Linked DNA regions of Homo sapiens: regions 2 and 3 are each linked to region 1. A link is a loop called in an ENCODE intact Hi-C map of the cell type or tissue named here. Cell type or tissue: PC-3. All regions are shown on one strand.

Evidence for each region. Hi-C counts contacts between places; a loop is a spot of excess contacts. Peaks named below come from ENCODE experiments on the same cell type or tissue, not always from the same donor. Only the 100,000 strongest peaks of a DNase experiment are listed, where the experiment ranks them.
Region 2: it touches region 1 in a loop (2.6-fold over the local background); 3 of 110 quality-filtered maps call a loop at or near these places.
Region 3: a loop joins it to region 1, with 7 times the contacts of the local background. A loop is called at or near these places in 3 of 110 quality-filtered maps.

What each region holds. Positions count from the first base shown.
Region 1 is chr3:110,418,309-110,420,808 of GRCh38, reverse strand. No RefSeq gene overlaps it. Among named protein-coding and RNA genes, the nearest start is that of NECTIN3-AS1, 650 kb to the left of the region's middle. In PC-3, a CTCF peak has its summit at 1,460 (motif pointing right); DNase peaks (open chromatin) are centred at 238 and 518; H3K4me3 peaks cover 1,071 bases; H3K27ac peaks cover 1,849 bases.
Region 2 is chr3:110,813,120-110,815,619 of GRCh38, reverse strand. No RefSeq gene overlaps it. Among named protein-coding and RNA genes, the nearest start is that of NECTIN3-AS1, 260 kb to the left of the region's middle. In PC-3, no CTCF peak of the experiment used is centred here; DNase peaks (open chromatin) are centred at 509 and 1,249; H3K4me3 peaks cover 881 bases; H3K27ac peaks cover 2,500 bases.
Region 3 is chr3:110,582,165-110,584,664 of GRCh38, reverse strand. The region is part of intron 3 of LOC105374037 (a long non-coding RNA gene); the gene reads left to right. Among named protein-coding and RNA genes, the nearest start is that of NECTIN3-AS1, 490 kb to the left of the region's middle. In PC-3, no CTCF peak of the experiment used is centred here; a DNase peak (open chromatin) is centred at 974; H3K4me3 peaks cover 551 bases; H3K27ac peaks cover 1,048 bases.

The DNA.
Region 1 (2,500 bases):
TATATACGTATTATATACTTTCTTAGTAACATTGTTTTTCCTCTAGCTTATTTAATTGTGCAATTGAATTTGTACAACTGAATTTGTACAATTAAATAAGCTAGAGGAAAAACAATGTTACTAAGAAAATTACAGGGAAGAGAAAATATATTTGCTATTTATTATGTGGAAATGAATCATCATAAAGGTCTTCATCCTCATTGTGTTTACAGTGTGTAGGCTGAGGAGGAGTAAGAAGAGAAGAAATTGGTGTTGCTGTCTCAGATGTGGCAGACGCAGAAGAAAACTCATGTATAAGTGGACTCGTGCAATTCAGATGCATGTTGTTCAAAGGTCAACTGTATTTGCAATTGTGAGAAAAGCATAAACTCTGCTGTCAATTCTTGTATTTTGGAGGAAAACATGGTTTTGTTTTGCAAAAAAGTTATGAGTTTTATAATTTTCTTCCTTCCTCCCTCCCTCCCTTCCTTTCTTTCCTTTTTTTAAAATAATGATGCAATGATTACTCAGCTGGAATGCTGTGACTCAGAAGTGAAAAATTAGCAGATCCAATAAATAAAGGCAAAAATGGTACTTGAAATTCACAACACATAGTAATTCGCATGGGTGGTTAAATCTTAGAAAACCTAGTTAGGATAAAGTGTCTAAGATGCAGCTTTGAAAGTTTAGCTTACTGTCTTTATCACATTTGTGAATGGAATCATAATGCTTTATTTGCCAAGATTTTATTAGTTCTATAAATCTTTTTTTCAAGATGTATTGTGCCTTGTTCTTAAATATCTAGCTTAAGAAAAAAAAAGACATACATTTTTCTGTGCTTCTCAGGATTTCATACAATTTCTTTGTTAATTCATATATTTGAGAATGTTAGAGGCACAGTGTGAAATTGTTGTCTGTAATGATAATGGGTAACCACCAAAGATCCAACCATAAAAACATAATAGTGATGACGTTTCTCAACATTAATAGAAACAAAATTTCTTTATCTTAGAGATTTCAAGGTCTTATAAACCAAGGAATGCATTTCTCAGAGGAAAAGCAATAAAGTACAAATTCACCAAGTGACCAATTACGAATTTCTCACAGGGCAATAAACTTTCTTCATATTTCCTAATACTCAAGCAAGAGTCTGTTCTATGTATCAAAAGATACTAAGAAATGTTTATTAATGTGACTAGTTATTACAAAGAAAAATTCTTATTCCTGACATATTACATATGGAGAACTAAGTGGGTAGGCCAATTTGTATTTCAAAAGAATGGAGTTAGATAGACCTAAATGTAATGTTACTTTAAGGCAGATATTCTGCAGAATCAAATTAGGTTTAGTAGAGACATTAAAAAACATCTCACCATAGTGGACTTGTGTGTCCAACTCAAGGTATATTCCAACAATGCTCATCCCTTTACTTGAGTAGCTCAGTACTGAGACCTTAATTTTAATTTGCATGCTGTGTGACATTCCACCGGGTGGCAGGCTTAATTCTATGACCTCGTGATTCCCATGTCACTTTTGTTTTGTATGTTTCATGGTGACTTCCTTCTTTGACTTATCCTAGGCATGACAGCTCATGCCTGTTCAGTTCTATCTCATACATTTTTTCAAGGGTTTCTCAAAGTTCTTTTTTTTCTGTACTGAGCAATCTTTATGAAGGCAAATGTCATGTGAAGTGAAGCATTCAGGAAAATTTCTCTGTTTGTTATTTAACACTTATGAAAATGTCTCCTTCTCTGTCCACATACTTAAGCTTCTTGATATTCTCCCTGTTTTAGCCTTGATGTTAAATTAGATGACTTTAAGTAGAAGCCACAACATTTTTTTTCTACTGGGCAACAGGAAAAAAAACTTTGAAAGCCCAATTTTATTTTTGTGAGGTTAAAGAACAGGAGGACAGGTAACATGAATGACTGGCTGGAAAAAATATATTTTATTGATACATATTTATTATATTAATTATACATAATATAATACATATAGTGATACATATATGTTGATAAAACTTTTATTTTATCTATAATTTCAACTCTTATTTTAGATTTGGGGTATATGTGCAGGTTTGTTACATGGATACCTTATGTAATGCTGAGGTTGGGGTACAAATGATCCCATCACCCAGGTAGTGAGTATAGCACCCAATAGGTGGCTTTTGGACTCTTGGCCCCCTCCTTGTCTCCCCATCTTAGTAGTTTCCAGTGTCTGCTATTGCTGTCTTTATGTCCATGAGTACCCAGTGTCTAGCTTCCACTTGTAGGTGAAAATCTGCAGTATTTGGTTTTCTATTCTCGTGTTAATTTGCTTAGAATAATGGCCTCTAGCTGCATCCATACTGTCACAAAGAAATAATTTCATTATTTTTTATGGATCCACCATTGATGGGTACCTAGGCTGATTCCATGTCTTTGCTATTGTGAATAGCCCTGTGATGAATATGAGTGCTTATGTCTTTTTGTTAGAGCAATTTATTTACTTTTGGATATATATCCAGTAATGGTATTACTGG
Region 2 (2,500 bases), 390 kb before region 1:
AAAATTTAAAATGGCTTCTCTATTTAGGAACACTTGAGTTTGTTCTTTGGTTCTTCTAAATAGCATTACAGAGAATATTATTAAAATAAACATTTCTCTAAATCTGATTATTTCTTTAAAAGAAGTTCTTATAAACCAAATCACTAGATCAAAACATAAGAAAGCATATAATTCACTAGGACAAAGCATTTTTACTGCCAAGGCACTTTGACTTTATCTTGGAAGTGATAACACATGTGCTGTAATGACATTATCAGTGTTGTGGTTTACACAAAAAGCTCTGGTGGCTAGAAGAATGAGCTGAAAGGGAAGAAGGAGGTGGAAAAATCATTCAAAAGTCAATTACAATGTTTTGAGTTAGAAACTCTAAGTGTACGAACTAAGGCATTGTTACTAGACATGAAGAGGGGGCAATGGCTCCTTTTTTTGAAACAGAATCTTGCTGACAGAGAAGATAGGATTTCAGTATAAGTCATGGATGACCTAGGCTTTGGATGACTCAGAGACCAAGAGAACAGGAGGCAGGATGAAGAATAAAAAGAGTGTACTTGGAATTTTGTGAGGGAAGTGGTTTTGCCACAGGAAATCCAGGTTTCTGTAGGAATGAGGAGCTAAATGGATCTTACGTAGAAGGCTTTAAGAAAACAAGAACATTTCTTTGAAATGGGGCATGATGGCATAAAATAAGATAAAAATAATCGAGGAGAAAACAAAAGGAAAAGAGGAGATCTAAGCTGAATAGAAATGAGGGTTTGAGAGGAGGTGGGTGATGACAGTAGAAAATCTGCAAGTTGATAGGAATGAAAGAACAAACTTAAGAATGAAAAACCTCCACTACCCAGTAGGTCTGCGGTCAGAGGCGGTTCCTTGTGAATGCCACTTTGTTCCCCAGATGACTGAGAAGGTCTTAATGCCTTAGCAGGAAGTCTGCCCCTGCCTTGTGGTGAGGTCACTGGCAGTTTACTTTGCCTCTTTGCAACCAAAATCTATCTTTGGTAACAAGCTAGTAACTACTTTTGGTTCCCAAACTCCCACCCTTCCCTACCTCAAATTGTGTAGCCTCCATCCCCATCCATAGGCTGAAGCCTCTGTTACTCACAAATTCTGATAGCACTCAAAGAGCTTTGAAGTCATCATCTTACAAGTTGTATGCTCTTCAGGAATTTGCTCAACCGCCTGTGGGTATTTCCTCATCTGTAAAATGAAAAGGCCAGATGAGTACCTCAAACATACTTTGTGGCTCATTTTGAAATTATAACCTCAGCATAATCATTTTTATAAATCTATATTGTATACATTTGGAGAATATAGCTAAAACAAGCAGCTTGGGGAATGACTCAGTGCTTGACCATAAAACCATTCTGTATGTGTCATTACTAGACTAAGCAACAGCTTGCAGGCTAAACTATGAATGTTAGACAGATACTTCTAAGGGGCAAACTGTGAGCTAGAAGTTGTGGATGTGGAAGGAGAAGCAGTGCTAAATCTTTCTGACCCAAGTTATAGTCACCAAACTGATGATTTTGGAATTAGCAGCTAATGGTATCTGTTTCTCAATTGAATAGTAAAATTGGTAGTGGAACCAGTGTGAATAAAATTCTGAATCTTTATTACCTAATACAGGTGCAAGTCAAACACAGACAGCAATTAGGAAATGATTGTGTGGTGAGTGAGTAGGGAAATAAAAATTATCACACTATTTCAGAAGTTAACAAAGTCACTTTGGAGGGCCTCATGAAGTATTCCTTATAGCTATACCAGGATGAATATTTAGGTTGTGGCTATGCTGGGTTTAGAATATTACGATGCTTTCAGGCCTCCTGAATGTCTTCCTAATATCCTGGCTGCATAGGCCCCTTGTTTAGGACTTTCCAAACCTCCCCCATGACTCAGCGACTAAAGGTATAATGCCTGGAGTACCCTGCTCTTACAAAGTGGCTAATGTTGATATCTGTGTATCTAGCCTATGCAGATTATTATTCATTTTGATTTTTATCTCCTGCCTATACCTAGAACTGCTTTTTCTAAAAAAAAAAAAATCACTGCATTACTAACATTAAAACATCAAGATATTTCAGATAAAATAGAATTCAGATGGAATTCCCTATTTTTTCTTGACAAATCAGAAGATCTGATAAGATTGGGTCTGTATTCTTACATACAAATAACTGTCTGGAGTTGCATAGTTTCTGCCATCTCTAGATCAATAGAACTCCTTCCTTTTCCCCAGAAAAAGCAGAGGCACATGTACTTTACTTATCTGCCAAACTCCTAAAGGAGGGTGACCACATTTCCTAGTCTGCCTGTAAGAATCTCAGTTTACTCTGTTGACCTATAATTCATTAATATTATCCCCTTTTGTTTTAAAACATGGCCTGGTTGGAATGAACAATTCAGAGGACTCTGAATCTGTACTCTCTAAGGAAAGCATGCAATCGACTATCAAAAATTGTATGCTTAAATGATGCTACTTTTTATTTCAGATAAAATTACTTACATA
Region 3 (2,500 bases), 160 kb before region 1:
TATTAAAGCTTAGTTTACATCATCACTGTCTAATAGAACGTTCTGTGATGGTGGAAGTAATTTATTTCTGTGCTGTGCAATATGGACTCTGATAGCCACATGTAGCTTATGAGCACTTGAAATGTGGCTAGTACAACTGAAGAAGTAAAGTTTAATTTTACCTAATTTTTATTAATTTAAATTTAAATTTAAATGATGGTTTTCATATTGTACAATGCAGGTCTAGCAGACCTCTTGGGAAGAGTGGAACAGATTTGAGTGGCCAATGAATAGCACTGCTGGAGTATATGACTTTTTAAAGTCTCTTCTAGCTTAATATTGTATGGTTCTTTAAACTTGAGGTTATGAGATCATATTTCCTCTATAAGGAATAAGGGACAGACATCTAGGAGGAAAAGACTGATGAATATGCTTTGGATTGTCTCAAGTACTTTAAAGACATGTTTGCCAAATTTGGAGGAGTGGTAGAGAACAGATATTCAACAAAATATGAATAATCAGAGGCTATGGAATATTCACATTGTTCTATTTCAGCTAAAGGTAACAGAGAACAAACATGTTTGAAATACAATATCAGTATAACTAGAGTTATAGATCACTTACAAAAATTCTAAATTTATAAATTAGAACAATGAGACCTAGAAAGTTTGAGAAACAGGACTCTTGTCTACTAGGCTCGCATATAAACTTTTAGGCATCTCCTGAATTTAAGAGTAGCATCTAAACAATGCCAAGTTAAAAAATAAGGTATGTTAGTGTGGGCACTGTAACACTGGTCTGCTCAGTCCAGTCTGCATTCCACCTTGCCTTCTGTAAATGATGAACACACCAAGGGTATTAACACAATAGACATGTCCAGGAATGCCAAAGACCTAAAGTTCATTAGATGCGTGTACATATTACAGACAAAGCTTGAAACCCCAATTGAGTTTAAAGAAATTGTACTTAATATGTGACTTGTGAAAGAATGAGCAACATTTGATGGTTTCTATAAAACATTCATAAGGCTGAGTAAACAGTGACCGATATGACAAATATGTTATCTATAATAAGCAAGACTTTGAAGAAAGGACTGCAACTTCAAAATGAGTTTCCTGGTTTACAACAAGCATTAATGTCAGGAAAGTCAATTAAGAGGTGACCTCCAGTAGCAAGCTTTTGTCATTCAGGTTTAGGCAACATTCTTTGTCAGCCTCAATGTAACACTAACTGTTGACCTTTTGCTTTGCATTGAAAGGTCATTAGGATAAGTTAAGCCTCCTAAGCGTTCACTACTTTTGAACCTGTGGCTCACAACATTCCATTAAAGGGGTTATCAAAGGGTGGCTAGAAGAAAAAGGAAAATGTCACTATGAACTTTTTAATCTATAAACTACATTAAGCAGTTCAAATTGTCATCTGTAATTCAGTTGTATAATTAGAAATACTTTCCTTTCAACTTAATCCAAATGCCACATCTCATTGTGATACTAACAGTATGTTGTCTTCACCAATGTATAGCTGTGTTTATTTCTATACTTAAATGTTTAGAAGCAAAATTTCCTGTTTCTCTAAGCTCTAAGTTTCCTTTTTTAGTAACTCTTCCATATCAAAGACATCTCACAGAACCTCTCAAACTGAACTGCTGTGGCAAAAGAAAAAAGTAGTAGGATGTCATAAAGTGGTTTGAAAAAACACTGGCATGTATGTGAGAAAAATTCATTTTAATCCTGGGGTATGTTTTGGAACCATGTACAGGAACCATTGAAGAATAGATATTTTATGTATGTAAAGTTGTTTCTAACTAAGTAGACTTTGTTATAGCAGCCAAAATTGTCTAAGTCACTCTCTGTCAGAGAGGTGAAAGACCTATACAAAGAGAACTATAAAACACTGCTTAAAGAAATAATAGGTGACACAAATGGAAAAACATTCTGTGCTCAAGGATTGAAGAATCAATATTGTTAAAATGACCATACTGCCCAAAACAATCTACAAATTCAACCATATTCCTATCAAGCTATCAATAGCATTTTTCACAGAACTAGAAAACACTATTCTAAATTAATATGGAGCCAAAAAAGAGCCCACATAGCCAAAGCAGTCCTAAGCAAAAAGAACAAAGCCAGAAGCCTCACATGACACAACTTCAAGCTATACTATAAGGCTACAGTAAACAAAACACCTGGTATTGGCACAAAAACAGACACATAGACCAATGAAACAGAATAGAGAACTCAGAAAGGAAGCTGCACACCTACATCCATCTGATCGTTGTCCCAGCTGCTCAGGAGGCTGAGGTGGGAAAATCACTTGAACCTGGGAGGTCGAGGTTGAGGTGAGCCAAGATCATGTCAGTGCACTCCAGCCTGGACACCAGACCAAAAACAAATAACCCCATTAAAAAATCAGCAAAATACATGAACAGATACTTCTCAAAAGAAGCCAACAAACTTGAAAAAATGTTCAACGTCACTAATCATGAGAGAAATGTAAATCAAAACCCAGTGGGATATCACAT